Regions from separate parts of the Homo sapiens genome. Here region 1 is linked to region 2. Evidence: chromatin loops called from intact Hi-C (ENCODE). Cell type or tissue: K562. All regions are shown on one strand. Links, peaks and the distances in the headings refer to the core of each region. The heading gives the core; the rest is flanking DNA. Region 1 has its middle 60 kb from the start of PDGFA. Region 2 holds the start of PRKAR1B-AS1 (PRKAR1B antisense RNA 1).

Evidence for each region. A loop is a pair of places that touch in the nucleus more often than their neighbours do. Peaks named below come from ENCODE experiments on the same cell type or tissue, not always from the same donor. Only the 100,000 strongest peaks of a DNase experiment are listed, where the experiment ranks them.
Region 1: it touches region 2 in a loop (2.0-fold over the local background); 5 of 110 quality-filtered maps call a loop at or near these places.

The regions. Positions count from the first base shown.
Region 1 is chr7:454,058-465,607 of GRCh38, reverse strand. No RefSeq gene overlaps it. Among named protein-coding and RNA genes, the nearest start is that of PDGFA, 60 kb to the left of the region's middle. RefSeq lists enhancers at 4,473-5,200, 5,201-5,928. In K562, for the core only: no CTCF peak of the experiment used is centred there; DNase peaks (open chromatin) are centred at 4,672, 5,727 and 9,777; H3K27me3 peaks cover 716 bases.
Region 2 is chr7:596,834-608,383 of GRCh38, reverse strand. It overlaps PRKAR1B (protein kinase cAMP-dependent type I regulatory subunit beta), which reads left to right. Exons shown (of 11, transcript NM_001164760.2): 5 at 932-993; 6 at 2,145-2,191. PRKAR1B-AS1 (PRKAR1B antisense RNA 1) reads right to left here and starts at 5,539. Exons shown (of 2, transcript NR_110054.1): 1 at 5,087-5,539; 2 at 1-519. RefSeq lists enhancers at 3,377-3,736, 4,007-4,116, 4,051-4,736, 4,797-4,846 and silencers at 5,942-6,001, 6,742-6,851. In K562, for the core only: a CTCF peak has its summit at 5,904; DNase peaks (open chromatin) are centred at 3,163, 3,763, 4,663, 5,773 and 2 weaker places; H3K4me3 peaks cover 3,417 bases.

The sequences.
Region 1 (11,550 bases), core at 2,230-10,229, 140 kb after region 2:
TGGATACTCCTGCGTGTCTTTTGGGGTATATGGGACCCTTTACTTCTGACATCTGTCGTTTCTGTGGTTGTGGAGGCCACAGTAGGTCAGGATTGTGGGAGGGGCTAAGAGCCCCTTTATGCATCCGTGACGGTCTCTGGCACGCAGCAGGATCTCCGTGGTGGTCTGCTGAACTGATCGGTGTGTGTGCGTGATAATGTATGTTCCACGGCCCGGCGGTTCTCCTCTCCATAGCCCGGAGCATTCTGTTGTCAGAAATGGCCAGGATTCCAGCATTCCTCAGAAGCAGGAGCAGGCTGCCTGAGAGATGGCCTTGAAACATGTGTTCGCAGCCAGCAGTGCACAGCTGTTTCCTCTTGTGGCGTCCGCAGCCTCAGACGATTGGTTTTATTAGAGGAGAGTTGTGTTTGCTACTGACCAGCAGCCCCGGCGGCCCTGGGGAGGCGGACGCCCGGAAACCCTCCCAGGCCCTGGTCATGTTTCTTCTATGCGTGTGGATGTTTGGGGCATCGGGCGCTGGGTGGCCGGTCAGCCGAGCTCAGCACTGAGCCACGCAGGGGTCTGGAAAGAGCCAACCCACCTGGTCTGGTCTCTTGGGGACACACACATGGGGGCCTCATTTGGTCACTGGGAGAACCAGGCCCACATCTGCCAGTCTCCTCTGCACGGCTGAGCCTGAGGACGGATCTGCTGGAAACTCAGCCTCCCCCAGGCCCCCCAGGGCCAATGACCTGAGTCCACTCTGCAGGGACAGCCGTAAAGGAGGCAGGGCAGCCCCAAGGCGCCAGGGCAGGCAGGAGTGCTGGGGCAGAGGGAGTGGCTTGGTTCGGGGCCCTGTCTCTCCATTTCTGATTGGGGGCCCTGGGCAAATTCCACAGCTTCCCAGGCTCCGAGCCTCCATCTGTCTAGGACATGGTCATTCCTACTGCACAGGGTGGGGTGAGCCCCGTATGTGGCGACCACCCCAGAGACGTCCGCTCTGTGCTGCTGAGGGCTTGGCTGTCCTTTTGGGGATGGGCCCCTCCTGGTGGCTTCAAGCCCAGCTCCTAGTGCTCAGCTCGGCAGCGTGGCTGGGGCAGGTTCAGCTCGGATTTGCAGCTGTTTTTGAAGAAGACGCTTGCGGGTGCCACCCTGCCCCCCACAACCCCACAGTACCAGGGGCACTTTGGTGTACTTTCCAGGGCAGGGTGGGGTGAAGGTGGACTGTTTGGTGGGGCTGGAGGCATCCGATGAACATGGTTGACTCTGACGTGGGGGCCAACATTTGCTTTAAGAGCCTATTTCGAATATTCAACTCAGAAGTGGAGTTTAGAAAGTGTATCGGCTTTCCTGGTGGTGTGAGCCTTGCTCGGAAAGCTGGATTTGAACGTCGTCTGGGTTTGGCGTTGGCCCTCAGGGCCCGGTGTCCTTCCCCAGCGCTGGGACCCAGCCTCCGGGGAGCCGTGAAGCCCTGCCGTCCTGTGGCTCCGGGGAACCAAGACCCTGCAGCCGGGGACGCGGCAGCACCCGCCTGCCTGGACACAGCCACGCCTGCCGAGATCCTCCACTTCACGCTCCCTCCCGGGCTGCGGACGCCAGCAGAGGGTGTTCCCCAGGACCCGCGCCCGCCATGCCCACCGCAGCTGCTGTGCACCTGGCTCGATGGGAAACTGTGAAATGAGATTTTCTCAGGATTCTTTTTTTGGGGGGGACGGGATGGGGACGGGCTGGGAGGAGCCTCCCGTGACACAGTGAAACCCCCCAGTGGAAGGATTTACTGCATAAATATCGCACGAATGCTCCGGCCATTAAATCACCGAGGGAGAATGTGTCGAGGCGCTTTGCTCCTCTCCTCTCTCCACGCTGGCGCCGGGTGGGCCTCGCCCCAGGAAGCCGGCCTCACATGGAAAATCCTCCCGCTCGCTCCCCTGGGTTCGCGAATCCTGCTGGAGGGCACCCGGCAGGGAACGCCTCCTTCCTCACCGCCCTCTGTGTTCCGGCCGCCCGCAGTGGGGCCGGGGCCGCGGGGCACTCGCTGCCCTTCCTGGAGCCCCCACTTGGCCGGGCGGGAGGGCACAGGCCCGGCCGAGTGGGTGAGCGGGAAGAGCAGAGTGCTGGGCCTGGCGTGGGTGTGACCTTGGGCCACCCCGTCGCCTTTCTGGGCTCTGTCATGGGTCTCGCATCTTCCCGGCGAGTCTTGTGCGGTGTGAGGCAGCGTCGTGATGCCGCTGGCACGAGGTCATTGGTGGACCGGCTTTGGAGCCACAAGACGGCAGGGCTTCACGGCTCCCCGGAGGCTGGGTCCCAGCGCCGGGGAAGGACGCCGGGCCCTGAGGGCCAACGCCAAACCCAGACGACGTTCAAATCCAGCTTTCCGAGCAAGGCTCACACCACCAGTGTGATGAGGGCAAGGGGGTTCAAACCCACAGACATCCCGCAACAAAAACAGCACCCCCACTTTAACCACGCGGCTGCCTCCTAGGCCCTTCTGGGCTGGCCTGGCCCGGGGCTGCCTGGGGGCCGTCCCGCCAGAGCACCCACGACCCCGCTGTATCAGGGCCAGGCCAGGGGGTGCCTCCCCTGATGGCTATTCCTCCAGCTCGTGGGACTCACGGGACGCGGCTTTGGGAACCGCGCCAAGGAGGTGGGGGCTCCGGCCCAGGTCTCGGGCCGCAGGAGCCGTCAGTTGTGTTTCTCAAGAGCCAGGTCCGCCCTCCCCCCCGGGAAGCCCCCAGGCCTTAGTGTGCTCCTGGAGGGGTGGGCGGCCGGGGCTCTCTCGCCCATCCCCGGAAGCCCGGCTGGGCTCCTGCACTCAAGGGCAGAACCGTCCGCCTCATCGGACATCACGAAGGGTCCTTCCGGGCCACGGCAGGCCAGGAAGGCCCCTGGGTCAGGTGAGCACCACCCACAGCCACCGCCGTCCGCCGCACGTCGCGAGTGCACGGAGCTGTGGGGCCGGCTCCGTCCCACTGCGGGCGGCGCTCTCGGCTCCTAGCAGCAGACAGACTCCAGCTACTTTAAGCCAAAAAAACAAAGATTGAGGGTGGGCCCTGGACTCTCCGGATAGGGCTTGAACAAACCCTAGGCACCCTGCCGGGGGCTCCCTAGGCCACAGGGCCACAGCCCACAGCCCACAGCCGGCGCCCAGCCTGGACATGCCCGCAGACCTCGGGAGGGGGCCTTGGGCCGCAGCCTTCCCCAGAACAAGGCTCCTGTACCCACCTCCCCATAAGAACCTGTCTGATTGGAAGTGCTGGAAGGAGCCACCTCTTTAGTGTGAGGGAGGCTGGGGAAGCCCTCACTGCATCTTGGGGATCCCCGCTGTCATTAGGCAGGACATCCCCAAACCTAGGGAGGGTGTCCTGCAAAGAAACAAAGTTGTCCTCTGCTGAGTTTCTGCCCACTGCCAGCCTCTCCCAGGATCTGCTCAGGTCAGTCAGCTGCTGGGGAGCCGGCCTCCGGGTGCGGGGACCTGGAATGGGCCAGTGCCTCCCGTCTGGGCTGGTCCCGGCTCCAGGCCTTTGCTCACACGCTCCCCTTCCTGGAGTCCCTTTCCCATGTGTGGGTCCAGCTCCCCGCAGGGAATGCCTGCGCCCCAAGTATCAGCAGGGAGACCCCGTGTGCCATGTCCTCCCCTGGGCCGTGTCTCATGTCTGAGAGGGGCTGGCACATGGAAGGCGCTGCATATGTGCCCACTGAGGTTAGGCGCACAGATGAGGTTAGTGGTATCATGGGGGCTGGACCCCGAGATCCCCCCCGACCCCGGCTCTGCCCCGCTTCCTCACCCTTGGGCCTCTTGGCTCAAGCAAGGGCAGGGCTGGGTCCATGCTGAGCTGGCAGGACAAGGGACGTCCTCTGTCCTCCGGTCAGCACAGGGCAGGCGGCGGGCAGAGACCGGAGGTGGCCTGGGGAGGAAATGTTGAAATTTGCAGCCAGGCAGGAAATGGACAGATTGTTGAGGAGGAGTTGGAATGCCATCTGGAATGCCGCCCCCTCGGTGCCCCCCGTTCGAGCCCAGAGTCAGGAAGTGCCTGGTGTCTTGGCTGGAGGAGCTCGTGCCCCCGCTGGGAGGGTGCCTGCCCAGTGCTACCTCCGGTTCCCAGCTAGCGGCATTGAAGGGGAAATTTGGAAACAGACAGGGGGCCGCAGGGCAGAGGAGAAACTGGGAACTGGAGCCAGGACAGTGGGGTCCTCCCTCTGCTGCTGCCCACGTGGGGCTCCCTCTGGGCTGCCCTGCTGGTGATGAGGAGCTTGAGAATTGGCTCATGATGTGCATGGGTTTCTGCACGCTCTTTCACACTTTGCACATAGCCTTCTCCACATGCAATGCTCTTCCCCAGTAGAAAACTCCTATTCAGTCTTCAAAACCCAGCTCTGGCAGCAGCTCCTTGATCAAGCTGTCCTTGAAGCTCCCCACCCTCACAGGTGCTTTGTCCCCACCCATCCAGTTTTACAGGCCAGATCCATGCCTTGGAACCACCCACCCACTCTGTATCTTTCTGACTAGGCTGAGAGGTCTCAGTGGACAGAGGACCTGTCTGACTCCCTGTGTCCCGACACCCCAGCACCCCGTGGGACACACGGTTGGCCCTGGTGTTTGCTGGGCTTGGAAGTGCAGCTCTTGAAATTTCAGCAAACTTCCCCTCGGCCAGCCGGGAGATGGCTGTTGGGGTCAGGGCATAATTCCCGGCCTCCGGGGATCTGTGTGGACTCAGCCCTGTGGCTGTTTCTGACATCACCCTCCCCTTTGAGTGGGAGGTGCTTGAAACCCTAGCCTAGAAGTCAGGAAGCCTGTGTTTAAATCCTGGCTCTGCTGCCCTGAGCTCGGAATTTCGACTCCCGAGCCTCGGTTTCCCCTTCTGTAAATGGGCCTGACAGGCCGATCTCAGAGCGATGTGAGGACCTGGAGATGGAGAGGGTGGTGCAGAGCCCGGCCCTGCAGGCACCCGGCCGTGCGAGCTGTAACCATCCACCCCTCACAGGCGCTCTCGGCCTGAGAGAAGGGAGGGCCCAAGCGGCTGCAGATCTCCAGGCCGGAGTGGCCCCCCTCACAGGATTCCTCTGTCCCCGCGGGGGAGGTAATTAGCATTCCAGCCCTGGAAGGACAGTGAGCTCCTTGGAGTGGCCCATACATGAAAGTGTGCCCAGCGGTTTCCTCAGGCTAACTCCTCCCGCCTCCTTCTGCCAGCCCCACCATGGCTGAGCCCACAGCCAGAGGAGACAACGCCTTCTGGGGAGCTGCTGGTCCTGGAAGCTGCGGGAGAAGGGCTTCCCTTGGGGTGGTGAGGAGTCAGGTTCACCCTCAGAGCTGGAGAGGCCAGCTGGGAATAATTCAGCCCTGGAAACAGCTCCAGTCACCTAGGGCAGGAGTGCCGGAGGCAGCTGGTGGGACCCAGGGGTCCAGTGGGTTCTGGGTGGGTGCATGGTCGCAGCCTCTCTCTTGAATATTGTGGTGCACACAGGCAGGCTTAGTATGGTCCGGGGTCACCTGTCAGCCAGCAGGTGAGCCAGCTTCTCTCCTTGGGCCATCCTGGACCTATTATCCAGTGCTGGTGTGCACAGGGGCTGGGTTCCTGTTGAGGCCAGCAAAGCGGGGGCACTGATCCTGTTGAGGCCAATGAGAGGCACTAGTCCTGTTTAATCCAATGGGAGGCACCAGTCCTGTTGAGGCTGGCCAATGGGATGCACTGATACTGTTGAGGCTGGCTAGTGGGATGCAGTGATCCTGTTGAGGCTGGCCAATGGGATGCACTGATTCTGTTGAGGCAGGCCAGTGGGAGACACTGATCCTGTTGAGGTCGGTCAATGGGATGCACTGATCATATTGAGGCTGGCCAATAGCTGCACTGATCCTGTTGAGGTCAGCCAATGGGATGCATTGATCCTGTTAAGGCTGGCCAGTGGAATGCACTGATCCTGTTGAGGCTGGCTAATGGGATGCACTAATCCTGTTGAGGCTGGCTAGTGGGATGCACTGATCCTGTTGAGGCTGGCCAATGGGAATCACTGATCCTGTTGAGGCTGGCCAGTGGGATGCACTGATCCTGTTGAGGCTGGCCAATGGGATGCACTGATTCTGTTGAGGCTGGCCAGTGGGAGACACTGATCCTGTTGAGGTCGGTCAATGGGATGCATTGATCCTGTTAAGGCTGGCCAGTGGGATGCATTGATCCTGTTAAGGCTGGCCAATGGGAATCACTGATCCTGTTGAGGCTGGACATTGGGATGCACTGATCCTGTTGAGGCTGGCCAGTGGGATGCACTGATCCTGTTGGGGCTGGCCAGTGGGATGCACTGATCCTGTTGGGGCTGGCCAGTGGGATGCACTGATCCTGTTGAGGCTGGCCAGTGGGATGCATTGATCCTGTTGAGGCTGGCCAATGGGAATCACTGATCCTGTTGAGGCTGGACATTGGGATGCACTGATCCTGTTGAGGCTGGCCAGTGGGATGCACTGATCCTGTTGGGGCTGGCCAGTGGGATGCACTGATCCTGTTGGGGCTGGCCAGTGGGATGCACTGATCCTGTTGAGGCTGGCCAATGAGAAGCACTGATCCTGTTGAGACTAGCTAATGGCAGCACTGAGTCAGAGACTGGAAGGCGGGAGGAAGAGAGGTGAGGGTATTTCTTCCTCTGCTCTCTCTGCACCTGGGTTTCCCACAGTAGCCCTGTGTCTCCAGGATGCTTCTCCTAGGATGCTCTTACTAAGGTCATGGCTTCCTGCTGCTGCAGGGCCCTGGGCTTGTCACTCCTGGGTGCTCCCCGAGCTGCCCAGGCAGCGTCAAGTCTCTTCTGTAAACTCCCCCACCACAGCTGAGCTAGCCTCTGCTCCCTGCCAGGCCTGGGCCACACCAGGTGATGCCCTGGTTGGAACCCTGGGTGCAGCGTCTGGGGGCGGGGTGCCTGGCCAGGTGAGAAACCGAGGCACAGCACAGCAAGCCCACAGGAAGCCTCCGGGTCATGGTGGATGGGGGTGGCCACTCACACACACAGGCTCTCCTCTTGATAGCCAGGTCTCCAGTGTCTGGGGACAGCTAGGCCCATGGGAGTCCCATCCCTACTGTCCAGGCTCAGCCCACGGGAGCCCCGTCCCTACTGTCCAGGCTCAACCCAGGGAAGCCCCATCCCCACTGTCCAGGCTCGGCCCACGGGACCTCCGTCCCCACTGTCCAGGCTCGGCCCAGGGGACCCCCATGCTCGGCTCACAGGAGCCCCGCCTCTACTGTCCGGGCTCAGCCCAGGGGACCCCTGCCCCCACTGTCTGGGCTTGGCCCAGGGGACCCCCATCCCTACTGTCCAGGCTCGGTCCAGGGGACCCCCATCCTTAGTGTCCAGCAGGGAGGGCGGGATGTGCGCTCACAATTCCTGCCGTTCACCGCCGGCCATGAGATGCGAGTTAAGGAAACATTTATTTTAAATGTAAACTGAGAGCAGCAGAATTCCTGGATGGGCTCTGTGGCCGCAGCCGTGGACCTGAGGCCAGGCGGTATGAATAGGAACAGTTGTCGCTGCTCTTAACCCAGAGGGGCCCCCGTGGACAGTGGGGCCTAGGGGAGGGCCGTACAGGCAGCGATGTCCCCGTGGGGCAGGGTCAGACCCTGACCTGTGGCCCTCTCGACCTCACCCTCACACCCCTGGGAGTCTGCGGGAGGACAAGGCCTCACTGCTGTCCCCAGCCCCTCACCCGAGGCCTGGTGCTGAGTCCATTCTGCCCGCCTTCAGCTCGGGAGCGCCAGCAGCACCCAAGGCCCCTTGTGCTCCCTCTTCCTCTTCAGGGAGACGACTCCCATCCCACACTGGAAGTCGCACATCAACACAGCCCCCCACCCTCACTGCCACCCCTCCTCTGTGGGCCCCAGAGGCCTGGGGGGTCCCAGCGTTGGAGTGGGAGGTCTGGGGTGGGAGATCTGGGGGTCCCGGCATTGGGGTGGGAGGCCCGGGGGTCCTGGCATTGGGGTGGGAGGCCCGGGGGTCCCAGCATTGGAGTGGGAGGTCCAGGGTGGGAGATCTAGGGGTCCCGGCGTTGGGGTGGGAGGTCTGGAGGGGAGATCTGGGGGTCCCGGCATTGGGGTGGGAGACCTGGGGGTCCTGGCATTGGGATGGGAGGCCCAGGGGTCCTGGTGTTGGGGTGGGAGGCCTGGGGGTCCCAGCGTTGGAGTGGGAGGTCCGGGGTGGGAGACCTGGGGGTCCCGGCATTGGGGTGGGAGACCTGGGGGTCCTGGCATTGGGATGGGAGGCCCAGGGGTCCTGGTGTTGGGGTGGGAGGCCTGGGGGTCCCAGCGTTGGAGTGGGAGGTCCGGGGTGGGAGACCTGGGGGTCCCGGCGTTGGGGTGGGAGGCCCGGGGGTCCCAGTGTTGGAGTGGGAGGTCTGGGGTGGGAGATCTGGGGTCCCGGCATTGGGGTGGGAGGCCTGGGGGTCCTGGCATTGGGGTGGGAGGCCCGGGGGTCCTGGCGTTGGGGTGGGAGGCCTGGGGGTCCCAGCGTTGGAGTGGGAGGTCCGGGGTGGGAGACCTGGGGGTCCCGGCGTTGGGGTGGGAGGCCCAGGGGTCCCAGTGTTGGAGTGGGAGGTCTGGGGTGGGAGATCTGGGGTCCTGGCATTGGGGTGGGAGGCCCGGGGGTCCCAGCGTTGGAGTAGGAGGTCCAGGGTGGGAGATCTGGGGGTCCTGGCGTTGGGGTGGGAGGCCTGGGGGTCCCGGCGTTGGAGTGGGAGGCCTGGGGGTCCCAGTGTTGGAGTGGGAGGTCTGGGGTGGGAGATCTGGGGTCCTGGCGTTGGGGTGGGAGGCCTGGGGGTCCCAGTGTTGGAGTGGGAGGTCTGGGGTGGGAGATCTGGGGTCCTGGCGTTGGGGTGGGAGGCCTGGGGGTCCCAGCGTTGGAGTGGGAGGCCTGGGGTGGGAGATCTGGGGTCCTGGCGTTGGGGTGGGAGGCCTGGGGGTCCCAGTGTTGGAGTGGGAGGCCTGGGGTGGGAGATCTGGGGTCCTGGCGTTGGGGTGGGAGGCCCAGGGGTCCCAGCGTTGGAGTGGGAGGCCTGGGGTGGGAGATCTGGGGTCCTGGCGTTGGGGTGGGAGGCCTGGGGGTCCCAGTGTTGGAGTAGGAGGTCCAGGGTGGGAGATCTGGGGGTCCCGGCATTGGGGTGGGAGGCCCAGGGGTCCCAGTGTTGGAGTGGGAGGTCTGGGGTGGGAGATCTGGGGTCCTGGCGTTGGGGTGGGAGGCCTGGGGGTCCCAGCGTTGGAGTGGGAGGTCCGGAGTGGGAGATCTGGGGTCCTGGCGTTGGGGTGGGAGGCCTGGGGGTCCCAGTGTTGGAGTGGGAGGTCTGGGGTGGGAGATCTGGGGTCCTGGCGTTGGGGTGGGAGGCCTGGGGGTCCCAGCGTTGGAGTGGGAGGTCCGGAGTGGGAGACCTGGGGGTCCCGGCGTTGGGGTGGGAGGCCTGGGGGTCCCAGTGTTGGAGTGGGAGGTCTGGGGTGGGAGATCTGGGGTCCTGGCGTTGGGGTGGGAGGCCTGGGGGTCCCAGCGTTGGAGTGGGAGGTCCGGAGTGGGAGATCTGGGGGTCCCGGCATTGGGGTGGGAGGCCCAGGGGTCCCAGTGTTGGAGTGGGAGGTCTGGGGTGGGAGATCTGGGGTCCTGGCATTGGGGTGGGAGGCCTGGGGGTCCCGGCGTTGGGGTGGGAGGCCTGGGGGTCCTGCCGTCGCATCGCTGGCTCTCCCTGAACCCCCTCCTGGTCTGGTCTCTCCCTTCCCAGTGGACCCAGCGTCATCGGAAACAAAAGCCAAGAATGCTGAGGGGCCCCCGGGGCCAGTGACAGCGGCTGGCCGGGCGCCAGCAATCACCATAGGCGAGTCGGGGAGCTGGCGGGTGGCCAGGAAGTGTCCCTACGGCTGCCTGGTGGGCATGTGGGCGGCCGGGCGGGCGGGCAGCCCAGGGAAAAGGCCCCTTCCGGGGGAGCCCACGGGGAAGCAAGGTCACCCTCAGACCCCAGCCCGTCTGTGCACGTGTGAGCGTGGGGGCGGGGGGCAGAGGGAGCCCCACTCAGAGGTGGGGAAACGGAGGCTCAGCGGGGAGTAGCGACTGCATGTGATACTCACAGTGGCCCCTGTGCTCCCCGGGGACACGGACACAGCCGTCCCCACGTCCTGCGTCCAGCCCAGGCCTGGCACAGGGAGGAGGGAAGGGCCAGGCACTGTGGGAACTCTGTGTTGTGAAGCTGCCCATGGCCTCGGGTTCAGGTGGATGCTGCCCCGTTGTATCCACGTGGAGATGGGCCCCAGCGATGCTCCAGGGCGGGAACCTGACTCTGGGCTCAGACTGCTCCTGACTTCTGAGCTTCCCACCTGTCCGGGCGAGGCCTGCATGGGCCGGTGGAGGTCAGGAGAGGCAGAGCTTGGCTGACTGGGCCCCCGAGGACACACGGGGGACAGGGTGGATGCTGACCTGGGCCCGCGTCTTGCCCAGGCTGGGCCAGTGGAGAAGGCCCTGGTGGAGGCGTCCACCCCTCCTGGGTCCCCAGGGCACCGTCCCATCTGCAGCCCAACGGACATGCTGTTCTGCCCCAGCACAGGGGCTGTAACCTCGGTGCTCGGACGGACTCAGGACAGACGCCGGCGCTCCGATGCAGTCAGGACAGACGCCAGCGCTCGGACGGACTCAGGACAGACGCCGGCGCTCGGACGGACTCAGGACAGACGCGGGCGCTCGGACCGACTCAGGACAGACGCGGGCGCTCGGACGGACTCCGGACAGACGCGGGCGCTCGAAGGACTCCGGACAGACGCCGGCGCTCGGATGGACTCTGGATAGACGCCGGCGCTCGGACGGACTCAGGATAGACGCCGGCAGACCCACACCTCACTGAGGGCCAGGTGACGAGCCCCCTCCACCAGGAAGGCCTCCTTGCTCTGGCTGTGCGGCCCCGGCTCGGTGGCCCCCGGCAGATTTTTGTGGGTGCTGCGGGTGCTGTCCAGGGGGAGATGCCTGGTGCTGCTGTGTCCCAGGGCAGCCCCTGGGAATGGACACCCTGCCCAGGACGTCCGCCTCCCTCTTACAGACAGGGAAACTGAGGCCTGCCTGCAGCTGTGACAAGAAGGGCTGTAGAGGGACCCGTGCATGTAGGTGGGGGTCTGGCCACCCCAGCTGGTGAGCTCCCACTTCATCGGCTCCGCAGGCCCAAAGCCCAGTCAGGTGCAGGAATTGTTACCCCTTCCTCAGGTGGCCGTGTGGACCCCTGGAGAGAATTCTGACTTGGAGTCTGCATAGAGTCAGAACCAGGCTCTGCCACCCACTTGGGGAGTCTCTTGCCCAACCTGGGCTTGTTTACTCAGCTGTTGTGGGCAAGAGACCCCTCGCCACCCGGGGGGGGAGGGCTGGAGGATCCAGGGGTCTCCCCAGACCTGTCACAGCAGCTCAGGACAGTGGCGTCAGGACCACGAGGGTGGTGGGCGTTCCTGTGCTGGGTGGGGGTGCTGAGGGGGTGGCATTCTCCTCTTCCTCCCCACAAGAGCCTGAGGAGCCCTTGCCTCCGGGGCGTGTAGATGCAAGACAAGCATCGTTTTACTCCAGGGAAGAGCAATGCTGCCCAGG
Region 2 (11,550 bases), core at 2,033-10,032:
CCTGGGAGTCAGGGTGCACCTGTGGGCCCGCAAAGGTTTCCAAGAATCTCCTTTTTAAGTAATCAGGGCAGGCAGGAGGCCACCCTCGGAGTGTCCCCGTGGGTGCACTCCCTGCCTGGGTCTCTGGTTTCTCTGCGTCACATTGTGGGCTGAGTGCTCTTTGAGGGGTCTGGTCTCCGAAGGTGGTTATTGCATCTGTTAATAAGAGTGTGACGCTGGCACCGTGTTCTGGGGTAGGTGCCTCTCTACCTTCCTGGCCGACAGGTGCTTCCCCACTTGTCCCGGGTGCCTCTGCCAGCTCCCCCATGCCCCTTGGGTCCTGTCTGCATGGTCCATTTCACATCCAGATTTGGAACATTGGACAGCCAGGCTTCCTGGTTGGCGCAGCCCTGAGACTCGGCCTCACCGGCTTCGAGTTTGCGTGTCATGAAGGGTCTGTGTTTTCCACAGAGAGGTTCCGAATGCACATGTCACTTCTGTGTCAAGGGTCCCAGGCTCCTTCGACTGAAAGTGTTCTCCCTGAAAGGAAAACAATGCAGAAAACATGTCATCAAGATTGCTGGTTGTATTCTAGTAGAATTGTATTTACCGATGGGAGAATGTTCACAATCTATTGTTACTTTTGTTTTTCTAAATGGAGTTCAAAATGCATGTATGGCATGACCCCATTTTTGTAAAAACCAAAACAGCAAACTGCGTCTGTGCACAGAACAGAAATGGGGCTGGGAGGTTGTGTGCCCAGGGCTGGCGGTGCCATCTCTGGCCTTCGGGTCATGAAGGATTTCAATTTTCTTCTTTGAACTCTCATGGATTTTCTCATTTTCCCCAATGACTGTGAAGCGATTTACACAAGACTGTGAAATGAGGGGAGGAAGGGTTTAAATGTCCCTGTGCTGCCTGCAGCCCTAATTTGGCGTGTTTTGCTTTTCAGTGACATATTCGATGCCATGTTCCCTGTCACTCACATCGCTGGGGAGACTGTTATACAGCAAGGTACGTTCTGCCTGCTCCTCGGAGCCAAAGTCCAGAGGGGAAAAATGGACTATGCACTTAAAAAAAAAATAGCATAAGGGCAGGCACGATGGCCCACGCCTGTAATCCCAGCACTTTGGGAGGCTGAGGTGGGCAGATCACCTGAGGTCAGGGGTTCGAGACCAGCCTGGTGGTCCAGGTGACCAGCATGGTGAAACCCTGTCTCTACTAAAAATAAAAATTAGCTGGGTGTGGTGGCGGGTGCCTGTAATCCCAGCTGCTCCAGAGGCTGAGGCAGGAGAATCGCTTGAACCTGGGAGGCGGAGGTTGCAGTGGGCTGAGATCACGCCATTGCACTCTAGCCTAGGTGATACAGTAAGACTCTGTCTCAAATTTCAAAAGGATATATATAGACTTGTACATACATACACACATATAATATGCATATATGTCTACATATATATGCACGTATATGTGCACACATATGTGTGTACATGTATACATATATGTACACATATATACATATGTGTGTGTATAAAATAGATACATATATGTATAAAACTAAGTAAATATAAAATATATACATATGTATAAAACTAAAGTAATATAAAATTATACACACACACACACACACACACACACACGCATAAAATTCTCATTGTGAGGCCGGGCGCGGTGGCTCACGCCTGTAATCCCAGCACTTTGGGAGGCCGAGGCGGGTGGATCACCTGAGGTCAGGAGTTTGAAACCAGCCTGGCCAACATGGTGAAACTCCATCTCTACTAAAACTACAAAAAAATTAGCTGGGCGTGGTGGCAGGTGCCTGTAATCCCAGGTACTCCAGAGGCTGAGGCAGGAGAATCGCTTGAACCTGGGAGGTGGAGGTTGCAGTGAGCCGAGAGCCTGACTCCGTCTCAAAAAAAACAAAAAACAAACAAAAAGAAAAACACCTCTCATTGTTTAGAGAAAGTTCACTAATGAAACTTAAGAACAGGCTCTTTAACAAGTTATCTCAATGTTTGTATAATCTTGTCATTAAAAAGAATTGGTAGCACCCAGGATGTTGCTTCGAGGGTCTCTGCAACAGTGTTGCGAAAGTCGTTTGCAAGAGAAACTGTAACTTGTATGTCTGGATGTACTTTGTATCTGTTGACTTTCTTCTTTTGTTACAGGGAATGAAGGAGACAACTTCTATGTCGTTGATCAAGGGGAAGTGGATGTGAGTGTCGCTAACTTGTCTTTGGAAAATAGCGCGTCTTTGCATGTCCGGTGTGAAGACTTGCCCTCCAGGCAGCACCAGGCCCCCAACAAACACTGCGCTGAGTGCCGTATTCCTAGTGTTTTAATCCAGAAATGCAACTGCTATCTCTTGGAAGAGAATATGGGAATATGAGAAAGTGCAGAGGGAAACAAGGGTGATGCTGGCAGGTGCCGGCAGCGGCCTCAGGTTTTCCAGGGCCGCTGTCTTCCGCTTGCCCCCGGGCTGCGACTGCTGGGGCTGGCCAGGGCGGTTCTGTTTGACCCAGCGCCGTCTCCAGATCCGAGGCCGATGAATACACCAGGCTCACCCACCACATGGGATGTTAACATCTCAAAGTGGGTGGGAGAGCGACGTGCTTAGAGACCCCCTAGGACCGACGACTTCACGATCAAACAACGGCTGCCTTTTGCGCCTGCGTTTGGCTCCCAGCTTGGAACGTCCCAGCCGTGAGTCGGGTCTCACTGTGTCATCTTCCCACGCTTGTCTCAAGAGCATCTTTTATGAGATGCTCCCACTGTTTTGGAAGGAGAAGCTTCCCCTCCGCTGGAGACCCCGTCTCGTGCCCGATGGCCAGGCCATGTGTATGTGTATGTATAAAATAGATACATATATGTATAAAACTAAGTAAATAAACACATACACACGGCACATGACATCACCCCTGGCCCCGCAGCCCAGTCTTGCCCAGAGCCTCTGGCTCCCATCTCTTCTGCCGTCCGGTTTAGAGCCTGGGTGCTCTGGTGTGAAGGCTTTGAGGCCCCCTCATCCCCCGCTGGGCTCCTGTTCTGCAGGCCGCCCCCCGCACGGCAGCCTGACCTTGCTGGTGCGGAGCTGATGGTGCAGCCTCTGGGAAAACGCCCGCTAGGAGTTTGTTTCCCTTTGAATCAGGCCCGAGCCCCTGCGGAGTCAGCGGGAAGGACCTCAGTGACATCATCCTCCCTCGGTTCCTGGAATCCGCCTGCACTGGCGGCCCCAGGGCCTTGGTGTGTGTCCCCTGCTCTGCCGGGAACCCCGTTAGCTCCTGCTTCTCCTTCTGCTCTCTGCTAAATGTCACTTCCCAGTGGGCATCAGCAGACATGTCCCACGCCTCCCTCGTAGGACCCTCTGCGGCTCGTGGTGATGACATCTCATGAGACCGTCTCTTTACGGCCTTTCTGCACACAGACTGGAAGCCCCCACAGTGCAGGACGCTTTGGGGATTCTGCTACCCGAGACGGTCACTGCTTCCCAGGCTGGCTGAGTCTTCTCTGGGTCTGGGATGCCTGCCTGCCCTTCTCCTTGTCCGCCTGCCCTTCTCCTTGTCCACCTGCCCCAGGAGGTGGCCTCCGCACTCTTCCGTGCAGGCAACGCCACCCCCGGCTGCCCAGCACGAGCTATTTCGAGGTCTGGCCTCCGGTGGCTGTGCCTCTGTCCCGGCCACGCTATTCTGGGGAGGGCATTTACTCATTTGTTTCCGTGGCAGCCGCGGAGTCTGTCCCCCATCGCGCTGTGTTTCTGGGAACCTGAGCAGGCCCACTCTGCTTCCGGAGCTGATAGCACAGGAAATGACTCAGGGGTCCCGCCTCCCCGTGGGGGGCACGTGCCTCGGGCCTGGCCCGCGCAGGCGGAGAAAGAGCCAGTTTCTCTTCTCCCTGGTGTGCTCTGTCCTGAGCCGGAACCCACGGGCTGGGCCCCTAGACAGGGCCTCTGGGGCAGACCTTTGTGTCAGGGAGTGGGGGTGCTCCTGTCTCCCCTAGAGATGGAAACTGAGGCAGGTGCCAAAGGTCCCGGGTACTGCCCGGCCTCAGAGGAAGTGTGGAGGGGGAAGGCTGGAGGGCGGCACTGGCGGGTCAACCCTGGGCTCAGCTGCCAGGCCGCAGAGTCATCTCCTGCTGGCTTTGCTTCGAGTTTAAAAAAAGCCTAGCCCAGGAAATAGAGAAGACAGAGGAGGATGCGGCCAGCATCCCAGCCGGGCATCGTCTTGGGGCCTGGGCCCGTCCCAGGAGGTGGCCCCGTTGTGCCTGGTATCCAGACACCAGGGCCTGATGGGGGGCTGCAGGGAATGGGGCTCAGCCCCCAGCAGATGGGGCAGGGCTGATCCCAGAGAGACCCTGGCAGCCCAGGCCTGCCCAGTGGTCAGCAGTGCTGAAGGCAGAGCCACCTCTGCGGGAGGTATGGGATGGGCAGCTTCCTGACTGGACCCACCGCTTTATCCCAGCCCCAAATCTCATGCTACTACTTATAGCCCCTCTTCTAGTTCACACTCTGGGTCCTGGTGTCACCGTGTCACCTCCTCCCCCGCCCTGTCCATTCTGGGTCCTGGTGTCACCATGTCACCTCCTCCCCCGCCCTCTCCACTCTGGGTCCTGGTGTCACCTCCTCCCCCATCCCCTCCACTCTGGGTCCTGGTGTCACCTCCTCCCCCACCCTCTCCACTCTGGATCCTGGTGTCACCTCCTCCCCCATCCCCTCCACTCTGGGTCCTGGTGTCACCGTGTCACCTCCTCCCCTGCCCTCTCCACTCTGGGTCCTGGTGTCACCTCCTCCCCCATCACCTCCACTCTGGGTCCTGGAGTCATCATGTCGCCTCCTCCCCTGCCGTCTCCTTCCTGGATGTTTATTGAGTGCCTGCTTTATGCCTGGCACTTGTGACGAGGAGGACCTGGTGCCTGCTCTGGTGTGGGGGAGGTTGTGGCTTAATGGGGGAGAGGGACCAAGAACAGGAAATTAGCCAATGAATGTCCTGACTCTGGTTCTGCCCCTCCTGTCCCCTCTGCTTTCATTCCTGCTCTGCCTCACAAACTCCTACACATCCTACAAGACCCCGCCAGGCCCAGCTCATCTATCTGCGGCTGGGCTTTGATAGATACTGACCTCCGCAGATGACCGAGGACCTGCCTCCCTGCGGTGGGCCTGGGAGCTCCATAGGTCCCCACTGAGGCCTTTCCTCCCCTGTGGAATGCTTCTCCCTCTTCTGTGTCTGCCCATGTCATTCAAATCTTCCAGTTAAATTCCAAAGGCATCTTCAAGGTGCCGGTTTGCATCGGCAGGGCTTGGGGTTGAGGCCACCCCCAGGAATTCTGCTTTCCATGTTCTTTGCTTCTCCTAAATGAACAGATGTGGAAGAGACAAACCCTTTACCCAGAGATCCCTTGTGGAGCCTGAAACCGACATGGGGCTCCCAGGTTATGTTCCCGCCTAACTTGTCGTGTCTCGAGGAGGGTGGTGGACGGGTCAGGATCGCGTGGACTCGGGACTCAGAGGACCCAGGCTGTGTTCTTTGCTGGCCGTGACCTTTGCCCAGGCCCTTGTGTGGCTGAGCCGTGCCATTTCCATATTACTCAGAAAAACGAACAGAGCTCACTGCTGCCGGGAAGACTGAGATAACCCTCCTGGGGTTCTGCTCTTGGCCCCTGGTGTGGAAGCCATTGGCCGCCTGGCAGCTGCCCCGCCCCGTCTCATGTCCCCAACACACGCACCGCAAGAGCCTCGTCCACCCCACAGAGGAAACGCCCACCACCCACGCCCCGGGCTTGTCCTCATCTTCAGCGCGGGTGGCCACCCTCCTGCCCCAGCGCCAGGCCCCAGCCGGCAGCATGCTGAGGACTTCCTGGGAGAGGTGAGGGTGTGAGGGGCCGGCGGCTGGGACTGCTGGAGGGATCAGGTCCCTGTCTTTCCGCCGTTGGCCTCCAGGCTCCCGGGAGCCCCACCTGGGCCAGGACCTCGGCAAAGGGGCCGGGAGGTGTTGCTGCCCCGGCTGACCTTGGCGGGACCTCCTCCTCCTCCTCCTCATCCTCGCAGAATCCCCACCCACCCCTCGACCTCTGGACTCAGTGAGGCATCTCCCTTCCCTCCGTCCTTCCAGCAGGACAGACCCCCCCTCCCCCCGCCGCCGTCTGTAACTCCTTCATACATGACAGGGTGGTGGGAGAGGCCGGTGCCGGAGCCACTTCAAAGCAGGGACCGTTTCCTCCAGCCCTGAGCTCACTGGGTCCCCTCCCAGCCCAGCCCCTGCCCTGGCCCAGTTAGCGTGGGGTCGGGGCTGAAGCCTGAGTGGAGGGGAGACGGTTTTCTCTCAGACACGACGCGTCGTGGCGTCCTGCCTGGCTTCTCGCCAGGCCCGGGGACGTTGGGAGGCAATTTTGAGAAAGGAAAGAGTGAGGTCACCCTCGTGTAACTGGAGTTCCCCAAATATATTGTCCTGGCAAATCCCTCCCCTTCCCCCTCCCCATCCCCCTGCCCGTCCCTGCGCCTCCCCCTGCCCGTCCCTACCCCTCCCCAGCCCCCCCGGGTCAGGCACAAAGGCAGCTTTAAGGCCTCTGCTGGACCCGGCCCTCCAGAGCCAGGATGTCTGAGCCCCGTGGGTGGATGCCCACTTCCTGGCTACAGGCTCACGTGGGATGGCCGGGCCCCCTGCGGGAACCGGCTGTGACTTATGGGGCTGTCCCGTGAGTCCCAGGCGGCTGTGCACGAACACCAAGCACCTCCATCAACTTCAGATTTTCCAGCCAGGGCAGGGGTGGGCGTCAGGGAGTGCCCGGCGGGGCCGGGCGGGGCCGGGCGCAGGAGCTGCCTGCAGGGGCCCTCCTGTGATGTGGGAGGCCCTTCGCATGCAGGGTAAATCCGCAGGGCCCGTGTGGGTGAAGGCCACATTTAAGGGAATCAAAGGATGCTCAGTAAGGAATCTGGAATGAAAAAGTGGCATGTTGGGTAGCCCGGGTGAGTTATGGGCATATGTATTATAATAATTACTGTTATTACAGCACCCGGGGGAACGGCCGCATGGCAGCCCCAGGCAGCCCCATCCAGCTGCTGTGTGAACCCTGGGTGCTGCATGTTGTTTGCTGGTTTCTGTAAATCGCCTCCCTGGGGCAATGGGATGGATGTACCCTGGGTTCGGGGCTGCAGGACTACGGCTACCCAGGGTCCGAGTGGGTTTCTGAGGCTAGCGGTTTTCCCTGGTTTTATTCTGCGTGGCGGGAAGGGACGGCCGTTTGCCGTGGGTATTTAACTGCGCTGGCCAAGTGCCGGAGGCCCATCAGGAAGCCGTCCCCTCAAGGACCTGGCCCTGGCCCTTTAAGCCAGCAGAGCTTGGAGGTGGACGTCACCCACTTCTGCAGGGTGGACGCTGCCCTCTGACCAGCAGCGTCCAGGGGGACGGCCAGGTGACAAAATGCCAAGAGCACCAGGTTCAGTTTGAATTACGGTTTTCCAGAGACTCCGAAAGTGCCTGCTGCCGTCCGTGTGTTGCCAAGAGCTATAATCCATTTTTCTAAGTATAAAAATATCTTCCAATGTATTTTATTCATGGAACATAGCATTTCTATTTAAAAGGACACTCAGCTGCTGACTTTGCAGGCCTGGGAACGTAGCTCCCTTCCAAGCCCTGTTTGGGGCTCGACTCTTCCCCTGATTGTTTTTGGGCCCGTTATCCCGACTCCCTCTTTTTGCTCCCCGTCCCAGGCATCACGACGTCCCCACTGACGCTGGCCGTTCCGGGCTTCCCTCGGTTTCACACAACACGTCTGGGGGAAGAGCTCTTTCTGGGGGGCTGGGGAGCACCGCCAGGCAGCTGGGTGTACCCCGGAGCAGGGCGCCTCAGCTTGGTGATCTGATCAGATGTTATTCAGGTTGTGTCTTGTGTTCTGTGTGTTTTTAAAATTCGTTTTTTAATTTTTTGAGATGGGGTCTCGCTCTGTCGCCCAGGCTGGGAGTGCGGTGGCGTGATCATAGCTCATTGCAGCCTTGAACTCCTGGGCTCAAGCGATCCTCCCGAGAAGCTGGGACTACCACTGTGCACCACCACGTCCAGCTAATTTTAAAGTTTTTCATAGAGACGGGGTCTTGCTGTGTTGCCCAGGCTGGTCTCAGACTCCTGGCTTCAAGCAATCCTCCCGCCTGGGCTTCCCAAAGTGCTGTGATGACAGGTATGAGCCACTGCCCTCGGCCCTACTTTAATTGTAGTAAAAGACACACCACACTGACCATTCTAACCATTTTGTGCAGTTCGGTGGCATTAAGAATATTCACGTTGTTTTACAACCGTCACCACTGTCCATTTCCCAAATGTTCTTGTCTTCTTAAACTGAAGCTCTGTCCACATTACACACTCCCTGCCCATGCGCCTCCCCCAGCTCCTGGCACCCCTGTCCCACCATTGACTTCTAAACACAGAGGGTGAGCGAGTGAAGGTGAATGGGGGGCCTGCCCGTGCGCCTCCCCCAGCTCTTGGCACCCCTGTCCCACCATTGACTTCTAAACACAGAGGGTGAGCGAGTGAAGGTGAATGGGGGGCCTGCCCGTGTGCCTCCCCCAGCTCCTGGCACCCCTGTCCCACCATTGACTTCTAAACACAGAGGGTGAGCGAGTGAAGGTGAATGGGGGGCCTGCCCATGTGCCTCCCCCAGCTCCTGGCACCTCTGTCCCACCATTGACTTCTAAACACAGAGGGTGAGCGAGTGAAGGTGGGCAGGGGGCAGGGCAGAGCCAGGTGTGAGCTCGGCGCCAGAGAAGCTGCAGTGATGGTGGGGTGTAAATGCTGCCCCGCGGGGGACCCCCATTGTTTTTTCTTTTAAAAGAAGAGAAGCTGGGCGTGGTGGCTCACGCCTGTAATCCCAGCACTTTGGGAGGCCGAGGTGGGTGGATCACCTGAGGTCAGGAGTTTGAGACCAGCCTGACCAACATGGAGAAACCCCGTCTCTACTAAAAATACAAAATTAGCCGGGCGTGGTGGCAGTTGCCTGTAATCCGGGAGGCTGAGGCGGGAGAATCGCTTGAACCTGGGAGGCAGAGGTTGCGGTGAGCCGAGATCGCACCATTGCACTCCAGCCTGAGGAACAAGAGCGAAACTCCATCTCAAAAAAAAAAAAGAGAGAAAACAAAAAAATGAAACACAACAAGAAGTAGCCCCTTTGCGTACCAGCTGGGGTGGGGCCCGCACTGCGCCGGGAGTGGTGACAGTGGCCAGTGTCCTGAGAAGGATGGCCCCTTTGTCCTCCGGGCGGCCGAGCACAGTGTGGCCCTGGCCGTCTGTGGGACCCGCACAATGGCTTCCTCTGAGGCTGCGGAGGGAGCTCTCGGAGGCCTTGGGCTTCTCCAGGCCTCATGGGCAGCGCGTCCTGGTCCAGCTTCCCTGGGTCCTGCCTGCAGCGGCAGCAGCCACGGATCCCCGCTTTGAGACAGAATCCCAGAAAGCTGGGAGGTGCGGCCGTCCCGGGCTGGCTCTGTGGAGACTCACCCTTCTCTGCTCCCAGAGCCCCCATCCTCTTTGCCAAGGCAGGGGGATGTCCTGCCACTTGCCTGGGCAGCCATTCGAGGGGGTGGTGTCCTCATTCCCTGAAGGGGCCAAGAGGCTCACTCACCTCCTTGGGCACAAGATGTTACCCGCCTCCCTGGCTCTCCCATGTCAAGCAAACCCCTCCCGACCTCAGATTCACATCTTCTGAGTCCACACTGCTTTCGTGGCTCAGCAAGAGGCCCCTGCATCGGAACAGAAGTGCAGAGGGTGCTGGAGGGAGGGTGATAGTGTTTAGTGCGGAGGGTGCTGGAGGGAGGGTGATGATGTTTAGTGTGGAGGGTGATGGTGTTTGGTGCGGAGGGTGCTGGAGGGTGATGGTATCTAGTGTGGAGGGTGCTGGAGGGTGATGGTGTTTAGTGTGGAGGGTGCTGGAGGGTGATGGTGTTTAGTGTGGAGGGTGCTGGAGGGAGGGTGATGGTATTTAGTGTGGAGGGTGCTGGAGGGTGATGGTGTTTAGTGTGGAGGGTGCTGGAGGGAGGGTGATGGTGTTTAGTGTGGAGGGTGCTGGAGGGAGGGCGATGGTGTTTAGAGCGGAGGGTGCTGGAGTGAGGGCGATGGTGTTTAGTGTGGAGGGTGCTGGAGGGAGGGCGATGGTGTTTAGTGTGGAGGGTGCTGGAGGGAGGGTGATGGTGTTTAGTGTGGAGGGTGCTGGAGGGTGATGGTGTTTAGTGCGGAGGGTGCTGGAGGGAGGGTGATGGTGTTTAGTCTGGAGGGTGCTGGAGGGTGATGGTGTTTAGTGCAGAATGCCTCCTGAAGCTGTGCCAGTGGCGACTGCCACCCCAGGCGTGCATGTCACGTACAGGGATGCTCCTGGCAGCACGACGTGCTGTGGACCCTGGAGTCCGTCACCTGCAGCGTGGATAGACACGGTGAGACCCACAGGGTGAGCTCCGGATCCCTCTGGGGAAGAGTCCCCTGGGAGTTTGTGAGGCCCCGATCTGAGCGATGTGAAACTCACTGTGCTGCAAGAGTTGGGCACGTTCCTATTTGCAAGTTCTGCCTCCATAAACTGGTTTTGACAAAACCTTAGGCAAAGTGGGAGTGTCCACTGCGAGGCGGAAGGCCAGGCTGTGCCCAGGCCATTGCAGGCCCTCTCCAGCTTCATCGCCCGCAGGCCAGGCTGTGCCCCGGCCATCGCAGGCCCTTCCCCCGGCTTCATCGCCAGTCCTCCCCTAGCTCTGGGTCCCCTTTGAGAAGCAAGAGGCAGAGGTTCTGGAGGGCATTCTCTGAGGTCCCCTCGCCCCTAAAACGCTGGAGTTGCTGCCTCCTCCACGTATCCCTGCACGCGCGGGTGGGTACTCTCTGGCTCCGTGGAAGGACGGCCGTCTTCTGATTCCTGGAGGGGATCACTGGGGGGAAGCTGGTGTTTCTTCTGCCCCGTAATCCTGCTCCAGCCTCCCTCCAGGAACTGGGGAGCCTGGTGGGCCAGGTGGAGATGATCCCCACATCCCCGCCAGGCAGAGTCTGCCTTTGCACAGCAGTCGCCCCTGTGCCTCCGAAAGTTCGTGGTCGACCAGTTCTCCCCAGCGCTCACTTGTACCTAATTGTGGAGTTACACCTGCGTGGCCTTTTCTTTCAGATAGAAGACTCTGTGCCTCAGTTATTATCCAGATAATGAGTCATTGATTTCAGTAAGAATTGATTCCATGATTCATTGCAATCCATTCTTTCCCGATATGCAACCAATGGGAACTGCTTTGCCAATGGGAACTATTCTTTAAGCTCATTGACACCCAGAGGGGATAAAGCGTGTATTGTGTCAATTTATAGTAACGGAATCTGCATAATCACTGCATAATAAACAATCTGCACCATTCTTGCACGGACCCAACTGTGATGCTCAATGCATAGTAGGCACCCTGTGCGGGGGCGGCGGCCCACCCGGGCTGAAAGGGAATCTTGTCTGGGCTCCTTCCCAGGCGCAGCTCGGCCGCAGCGCCCAGCCATAGGGCGCCCATTCAGACTCCAGCCCGAGGAGCTCAGGCGCTGCCTGTAGGGAGGGAGGCCCTGGCAGGAGAGGTCTGCACTTGAGGCCGCCCGG